Linked DNA regions of Homo sapiens: region 1 is linked to region 2. A link is an interaction called in ENCODE POLR2A ChIA-PET data of the cell type or tissue named here. Cell type or tissue: OCI-LY7. All regions are shown on one strand. Each heading gives the region's core, and the rest is flanking DNA. Links, peaks and the distances in the headings are about the cores only.

Region 1 (4,439 bases), core at 346-4,345, 160 kb before region 2:
CGCCCAGCTCTCTTCTCTTTTTTTAAGGTGTATGTATATGGAGGGACATATGTGTGACTATGGGTATGTGTCTGACATGTGTTTGTCTACAAGATGGACATACATGTGTTTATAACAGGGAACAGCATGCATGTTGTACGGTTTTCCTGTGAACTAATACTTAGTTACAATAGCTACCACTTACTGAGGCCTTACTGTGTGCTAGGCAGTGCTTACATGCTTTGCATGAATGATCTCATTCAATCCTTGTGACAACCCCATGTGATAGAACTACTTTTATAAAACCCATTTAAGATGATGGAATGAGGTTCAGAGAGAGTAAGTGCCTTGCCAAAGGTTACACTGACAATGATTGAAGAAACCAGGACTTCGGTGCATCTGATTCAGAGCCCATGTTCTTAGGCAGGATAAAGACCTCAGCCATGAGCAGTGATGGCCCTTGGCTCCCCTGGTCCCAGGTCACTAGGTAGTGAGTTGGTCGTTTTCCTTTTCTTTCAATCATGTGCATGCTGGATGTTCTGTTCTTCACCTGTCTTCTACATCTCTCACAGTTTTTCTCTGATCCTCTATCCTGGCCTGCATCCATAGCTGTCATGACCCCAATCCCTGGGATCTATCTGTAAGGCATTTCCAAAGAGATGCAATGACGAGAGCCAGAACTCTAGCTAGAGCTGAGCAGCTGCTCCCTGCTGTAACATCATTGCTCCTCTGACCCTATCTAAAGAACCTTTGGTACATCCACTGCCCTGACATACCTCAGTGACTCTGACACCTATTTGGGAAGACACAATGTTACCTACTGGCCCTTGTTGGACAAGAGAAGGGGGTGGAAAGAGGGAGAAGGAATCGGTCATTACCTGCAGTCTGTGGGGGTGGTGGGTGTGGTCCATCCTCGGATGCAGCCAGGGCTTCTAGAGCCTGCAGAGTGGACACCAGGGCATCATCTAGCTCCTGGGCATGATCTCGAACTGTCCGGGTCTGCACACTGTCAATCAATGTCACTGGAATCTCATCGTACAGAAGCCCACGCAGGTGGCGTCCTTGTTCCTGGCTCTGGACAGCCCGGCGCTTGGGGTCATCCTCATCAGAGCTGTTGTCTCGGAAACCAGGGGGTGGGGCAGCAATGGCTGGCAACAGAGAAGTTGTCTCATCTTCCTCCTCCTCCTCCTCCTCACTCCCAGGTGGTGGGAGGGACATCAAATCTACTATATTGTCACGAGAGGAGCCAGGCTTCCCACCTTTGCGAGGGCCCAGCTGCTCCTGAAGTTTGGCTTTGCAAGAGTCACAGTAGAAATTCAGGGCTTCAGCCCCAAGGGAATTGTCCAAGGTGTAGGACCGGGCCCTGCTGGCACAAGGCTCGTGGTCTAGGCTAGCTGCATCAAAGTCATCAGGGACTACCTCATAACCTTGGCCAGAGCTTTTGGATGTGGGGTCAGACTTGGTTCGGGGCCTGGTCTCCTCAAAGAAGATTAGGTTCTCGTTGACATCTGTCCGGCTTTCCTGCTCCTTCCTTTGTTCCCGCATATGGAGGTAGCAGAAGCTGACAAGCTCAGAGTCGGCAGGTGGGGGCGTGCAGCGGCTCGATTTCCTGGGGCTGGTGCCCACGCTGCCCACATAACTACTCTCCTTTTTCCCCAGGTGGCCCCCAGTGACAGGGCGGTGGGCGCTGTGCATGTAATCTAAACCCAGAAAGAGAATCAACAGATGAGCCCTGGTGCCAAGGATTGTGAATGAGCTCCCTTGTTGTCTCTGGCCCATGTCTCTGTAGCACAATCAAGTGGCAGGTCCCAAGACAAAGCATTACCTGGCTGCCAAAGATTAGAGGTAGGGAAGTTGATGAGCTATGTTACTGCTGACCCTGAAAGTAGAGTGAATAGAGTCTAATAACCTGAGCTGCTAATAGCCCCATCACCTCTGAAATGGGAAAAGGCATGGGGTATGGTAGGGGTCGGGGTGAACACCCTGGTTTAGGGCCTGGTATCTGGGCACAGCTGGACTCTTACATGGATACCCTCTATCTGAAAGTCAGCTGTAAACGTATGTCCCACTTGGAACTGTTCCTACCCCTGTCCCCACCCCTTTTCAGAGCTTTTCCACCAGTGCTCTGTTGTTCTTGTTATCTTGAATCTCTTCTAGCAGAAGGAAATAAATCTGACAAGTTACTAATGCTTTAGTCAGAACCTGTTAAACAGGCTACATATAATGCCGAAGAGTTTGCATTTCAAAGAGGCCTGTTGATGGAGGGATCCTAAAAGAATAAGGCTCTATATTAGAATTCCGGGGTCTGAATGTGTAAAGTATATGGGAGATATGCTGGGATGTGCATATGTGGGAGGAGGGCAGGGGAAGCATTCTTATAATTCTTCAAATTTTATTCTTTTCTGCATTCATGCAGGGCCAGCCCTACCTGCTACACATACATATGGCAAATGCTCTCGTCAACCGCTCTTAATGATGGTAGGTGTGTGCATCTGAGAATTATCTATAGCAAATGCTTTATCTGTGAATACCTTCTCTCACTGTTTTTGGAGCTCTTCCCCATTTTATCTGTGAGAATATACTCGGACAGCAGACAGACAGATAACAAACAAGCACTAACTTAGGCTAAGGTCCTAATATACATGATCCTACTTATTCTTCATAACAACCCAATGAGGTAGTTATTATCATTATTCACATTTTAAGGATAAAGAAACTGACTCACCTAAGGTTACATAGACCAAGTGGTAGACTGGATTTCCGCCTAGGTCTGAAAGACTTCAAAACCCATGTTTTTAGCCATTACCCTTATAACTCATCATGGTGGTCAAGATGCTGGAAAACAAGCCTTCAAAATGCCACTCAAACTCCAGTTTGACAGAGTCAATATGCCAGTGTTGCCTTTCACTAGAGATTACATCTATGACAAAAGTACAGCACTGGCACCTAACAACAAAACTCCCAAATACAGGAAGAAAAAACTGACAGAATTGAAGGGAAAAATACACAATTCAACAACAGTAGTAGGAGACTTCAATACTCTACTTTCTTTCTTTTCTTTTCTTTTCTTTTTTTTTTTTTTTGAGACGGAGTCTCACTCCGTTGCCTGGGCTAGAGTCCAGTGGTGCGACCTCGGCTCACTGCAGCCTCTGCCTCCTGGGTTCAAGTGATTCTCCTGCCTCAGCCTCCCGAGTAGCCAGGATTACAGGCGCCTGCCACCACGCCCGACTAATTTTTTGTGTTTTTGGTAGAGGCGGGGTTTCACCATGTTGGCCAGGCTGGTCTCAAACTCCTGACCTCAAGTGATCCACCTGCCCTGGCCTCCCAAATGCAGGGATTACAGGCGTGACCCACCGCACCCGGCCAATACTCCACTTTCAATAATGGATAAAACAACTAAGCAGAATATCAACAAGGAAACAGAGGACCTGAACAATACTATAAATCAAACTAGACCTAACCGAAATCTATAGAACCATCTACTTAACAGCAGCAGAATATACATTATTCTTAAGTGCATATGGAACACTGTTGTGAATAAACCGTATGTTAGGATATAAAATAAGCCTTACTAGATTTAAAAGGAATAAAATCATACAAAATATATTTTCTGAGCACAACATAATTAAATTAGAAATCAGTAACAGAAGGGAGTCTGGGAAATTCACAAGTAGAAATCAAACAAAACACTTTTTTTTTTTTTTGATACAGGGTCTTGCTCTGTCACCTAGGTTGGAGTGTAGTGGTGCAATCTTGGCTCACTGCAACCTTCACCTCCTGGGCTGAAGTGATCCTCCCGCCTCAGCCTCCCAAGTAGCTGGGATTACAGACACCTGCCACCACGCCCAGCTAATTTTTGTATTTTTGGTAGACATGAGGTTTCACCATGTTGGCCAGGCTGGTCTCAAAATCCTGGCCTCAAGTGATCTGCCTGCCTCAGCCTCCCAAAATGCTGGGATTACAGGCATGAGCAACCGTGCCCAGCCAAAACACTCTTAAATAACCAGGCTGTCAAGGAAAAAAATCACAAGAGAAATTAGAAAATACTTTGAGATGAATAAAAATGAAAATACCACATACCAAAATTTATGGGATCTAGCTAAAGTCGTTTTTTTAAATTTTTTATTAATTTATTTTTTGAGATGGAGTTTTGCTCTTATTGCCCAGGGTGGAGTGCAATGGCACGAACTCAGCTCACTGCAACCTCCACCTCCCGGGTTCAAGCGATTCTCCTGCCTCAGCCTCCCAAGTAGCTGGGATTATAAGCATGTGCCACCATGTCTGGTTAATTTTGTATGTTTAGTAGAGATGGGGTTTCACCATGTTGGTCAGGCTGGTCTCGAACTCCTGACCTCAAGTAATCTGCCTACCTCAGCCTCCCAGAGTGCTGGGATTATAGGCGTGAGCCACCGCGCCCGGCCTAAAATAGTTCTTAAAGGGGAAATCTGTAGCTGAAAGTG
Region 2 (4,439 bases), core at 272-4,271:
AAGAAGGATGCTCCTGGAGCTTTTGGAGAAAAACAAACAAACAAACAAAAATTACCATGTAGAGACAAATGTCCCTTGAAAGACTGAGGAAGAAAGGGTGTTAAAAATCCATCCAAAGGCCCTGGGGGTCGCCACCAATTTGATAAATGAATTTTTGCTAATGTGCTAGTGAATGGTAATGGACCAATGAGTTAACCTCTGAACAGTTTACATTTTGTCCAAACCTATCTCAATATCTCTCTCTAAAGGCATGATTGGTAGTGGGGATGTTTGACTTGGAGGCAGAAAGCTGAGGAGTTTGAGGGTATGGTGGCCTTTCCTGGTTCACCAAGATAATCCCTTATAGGTACACCAAGTTTTACAGTTTAATTTGATCTTCACAATAACACTGAGAGGTAGGGCAGCTATAATTCCCATTTTATAGATAAGGAAGTTGAGGCTTAGATTGACTAAATGACTGTTCAAAAATCCCACAGGTAAGAAGCAACTGATTTTTTGATCAAGTGCTCTTCACTCTTTTCCATGCCTACTCCACCTGAGCAGAGTAAGGGGCTCAGAAATACCAGGCCTGGAAGAGATCAGCTGGCTTCTCCCGTTCTCTTTTTCTGTCTGTCATCAATTTCTCTTTTCTTCATTCTGTCTTTCCTAGACCCCATCTTCTGTTTCTCTGGCTGCCTTTCACCAGACAGGGAAGAAAAAAAAATCAGCTTTGAAAGGAAAAACAGGTGTGGTTTTATATGTCTCGGTGGGCTAAAGCAATAAATTCCAGAAAGGCCTGACAAGAATATTCTCACCACTGGACTGTCAGTAACTTCCTGTGTTTGACCTGGAATCAATTGATTAACCTTTCTGTCTGCAAGTTCTCATCTTTTCAACCTGCATAAACTTTGCCAGGCTCATGGCAGGGTTGGTGAGAGGGAAAGAGAGGGAGAGGAGAGCGGGTGGGAGATAGGGATGGCTAATGAATAACAAGAGCAGAAAAGCACTTTGCAACCATTCCTAAGTGCTGCATCGATATTTAATGTCATTCTTTGCCTCAAAAGCCATGGTTCAGAAATGGGAAGCATTCGTTAAGGCACTGCAGGCAGGTCCCTGGTTATCCAAGAAGCCTCCCATTTAGGGGGAATGCCTAATTATAGTGTCTTCTTTTCCTTATCTCTTTCTCTTGTTCATTAAGACCCAAGGACCTTTGCTCAGGAAATCAGATCTTGATTTCAGAAGATTTCAACTGCTTCCACAAATTGAATTTCCCACCTGGAGTCAAATTCTCTATTTATAACAAAGATATCATCTGCCCAGAAATCTGTCCTTGGTATGGGCCTAAGTTTGCTGAGATGTGCTGCGAATGATGACCAGCTCCTCGGGCTGGGTGGGCTTGAGGGAACTGAGGCTGTGGTCTCAGAGTATGGAGTCCAGACTGCACCTTTTGGAGAGATCATTGGGCCCCAGCCAGCTTTGTCATCTGAGACCTGGCCCCTGTCAGCACTTGGGCACATTTTCAATGGCTACAGCTGCAGGTGTTTTCTTAGTGACTGTAGTCTTAGGCCTGGTCTCCCCACCTCCACTTCCAGTCCACCATGCCTAGACAGATTGATCTTGCCAAAGCACAACTGGTACCATGACATTCTCCTGCTCAGGAGCCTCAGTGACTGCCCAATACCTGCAGCAGAAAATCCACATTCTTCTGCTAGTGTCCATCTCTCACTACTCCCTTCAGAGAACTGCTCACCCCAGCCAGGTATGGCTCCTCCTTCTTCCTTGCCCATACCCTACCTCCTGTATTTTGGTCTTACCGTTTCCCAGACCTATGTTGCTTTCCACCCTCTCTGCCTAGCCACATTGTGTCCCTCCCCTTAGGCTCCAGCCCCACCACCTGAGAAGATCCCTTCCTCCTAGGAATACTGAACACTTCTCACTGCACCGGTCATTTGGCACATAGCAGCGAGTGAGTTCCTTGTCACAGCGCTTACTTTCTTGGCTTGGATTGTACTTTGTCCTTTTGTGGGTATAGCCCTGTCTCTCTACCTTTGTGGGCACAGGCCAAGCCTTAGGCCTCTTTTGATCTCCCAGAATGCCTGGCCCAGTGCTGGGCCCATGGTGGGGTGCTCAATGAAGGTACCTGGGCCCTGGCTAACTGCCCCTCCTCCCACAGATCCCCGCAGCTCTGCAGTCTCTGGTGGGTGCTTTGCTTTCAGCCTTCAGGGCCTCCTCCTCCCCATCCCCTTTTCTTGTCCTTCACTGGAAGCTCCTAGCATCACTCAGTAGCTTCTTCCTTTTATTAATCATTTTGATGGTTCTTCCCTGGACCCTCTTCAGTTTCTCTGAAATTAATAAATCTAGAGGCAGCCAAAAAAAAAAAAAAACTGGGAAGTTGAAGAAATTTGTCTTTCATACGACCCTCCCTCTTCTGTTTGCTCAGTGTCTGCTATTGAGGCAGACAGCCCTCATTTTCACTTCCTGTTCCCTGAGAGTAAACTTCACTAAAAACAGGCATGTAAATGTCCTTTTTATAATTTACAAATATATATATAGCCTAGCAAGAAGCTAGGAGTTTCTTAACCCTGCGTAGCCAGAAGCTGGGACAAAATGGTTGTTCTAAGATAGACAGAAATGCGTTTCCTGGGTCTTAAAGGAGTCTGGTGGGAATGTGTCCTTAGGGAAGGAAGAACCTTTCTCTGTTCTGGGAGGGATCACTTTCAGTTACATGTTCACTCATGGGCCTTGATGGCCCATTAAGGTATTCAAGTACAACTACTTCAGCCTGGCCTGGAAAATTTTCTCTTTAATCGGAAGATGGGGATGTTCTAGCTGGAGGAGGGGCTGCATCATTGTTTGGTTGAGGAAAAAGAGCTGATATTTACTGAGCCTTTATCAGGTGCAAGGAAGGGATCATGCCCCACAGGTTACATCAAAGATCTAAACAACTCTATGAAGTGTTTTTATCCTCAATTGTAGATGAGGAAACTGAGGCACAGAGAAGCAAAACTTGCCTAAGGGTCCTACTGGTAAGTGGCAGAGTTGGGATTCAAGCCCAGGTCTCTCTGTTGCCAAAGCCTGTGAATTTCATCACCTCTCTATTCTGCCCTGACAAAACTGCCTTTGCAGAGCAAGTATATAAACAAGGGCTACCCTTTGACTACCTTCTCTATGCCCTCAAGGCATGTTTTCAACCTACTACCTGCAGCTTATCTCTTCATCATAGTCTTAACAACTACAATATGCCCCACACCCTGCTCAAATCGCCTTTACTTATCTAGTACAGAAGCATTACAGGCCAATGGATGACAGCACAGAATCTGGAGCCAGACTACCTTAGTTCAAATCTAGACTCTGACATATAGCTTTGTGACACTGGGCAAGTTGCTTAATCGCTCTGTGCCTCAGTTTCCTCATCTACAAATTAGGGCTAAAATAATACCTCACAGAATTGCTAAGAGAATTAAATGAAATAGCAGATGTGTTGGGCTTAGCACAATACTTGGTACCTAGTGAGGTCTCAGCAAATGCTCTGTATCATAATTCTCCCATCTTTTGCCCTTTCTTACCTAGGGTTTCCAGAGGCCTTATGCCATCCTTGGATTATCAAGGATTCCTGTTCATGGCATCCTTTTCAGGCTTGTTGCTGTACTGTCCTCCTTTGAATATCAGCCTTCTCACCTCAAACTTCATGCTGAGTCCAACCCCTTCTCCAACTATTAACCCTTAAAAAAAATCCTAACGTCATCAAAATTAAAAACTTTTGTGTATCAAAGGACACTATTCACAGTGAAAAGGCAGCCCATGGAATGGGAGAAAATATTTGCAAATCATATGCCTGATAAAGAATTGATATTCAGAATATATAAAGAACTTTTACAACTCAACAACAAAAAAAGCAACTCAATTAAAAAACGGGGAAGGGATTTTAATAGATATTTCTCCAAAGAAGATATATAAATGGGCAATGAGCACATGAAAAGATGTTCAACATCACTGATCATTAGAGAAATGCAAGTCAAAACCACACAATGTACCACTTCGCACCCATTAAGGTGGCTATTATGAAAAAAACAAAAACAAAAACAAAAACAGAAAATAACAAGTGTTGGCTAGAGTGTGAAGAAATTGGAACCCTCACATATACTGCTGGTGGGAAGGTTAAATGGTACAGCTGTTATGTATATTTTACCAGAAATTTTTTTAAAAAACAATCCTTTAAATTCCTCAACCCTGTGATGCTGTTAGGCACTGAGGAGGAAATAGTAAACAGAACAGACAAGGTTACTGCTCTCAGGGGTCTTGTATTTTAGAGGAGAGGGAGAGACAAACTGTATTCAACAATTGAATGAATATTTTCAGATAGTGATAAGTGCTATGAAGAAAACAGAGCGGTGATGGGGGAAGTTACTTTGGATTAAATAGTCAAGAAATGCTTCTCCGAGGAAGTGACATTGTGACAT

What was found. Peaks named below come from ENCODE experiments on the same cell type or tissue, not always from the same donor. Only the 100,000 strongest peaks of a DNase experiment are listed, where the experiment ranks them.
Region 1: POLR2A ChIA-PET joins it to region 2 with 7 read pairs; 2 of 35 experiments call an interaction of 5 or more read pairs at or near these places.

The regions. Positions count from the first base shown.
Region 1 is chrX:107,594,561-107,598,999 of GRCh38, reverse strand. FRMPD3 (FERM and PDZ domain containing 3) reads right to left here. Exons shown (of 15, transcript NM_001388459.1): 14 at 858-1,679. Among named protein-coding and RNA genes, the nearest start is that of PRPS1, 32 kb to the left of the region's middle. RefSeq lists an enhancer at 1-121. In OCI-LY7, for the core only: no CTCF peak of the experiment used is centred there; no DNase peak of the experiment used is centred there.
Region 2 is chrX:107,438,419-107,442,857 of GRCh38, reverse strand. No RefSeq gene overlaps it. Among named protein-coding and RNA genes, the nearest start is that of FRMPD3, 9.0 kb to the left of the region's middle. RefSeq lists an enhancer at 1-51. In OCI-LY7, for the core only: no CTCF peak of the experiment used is centred there; a DNase peak (open chromatin) is centred at 2,497; H3K4me3 peaks cover 1,135 bases; H3K27ac peaks cover 1,479 bases.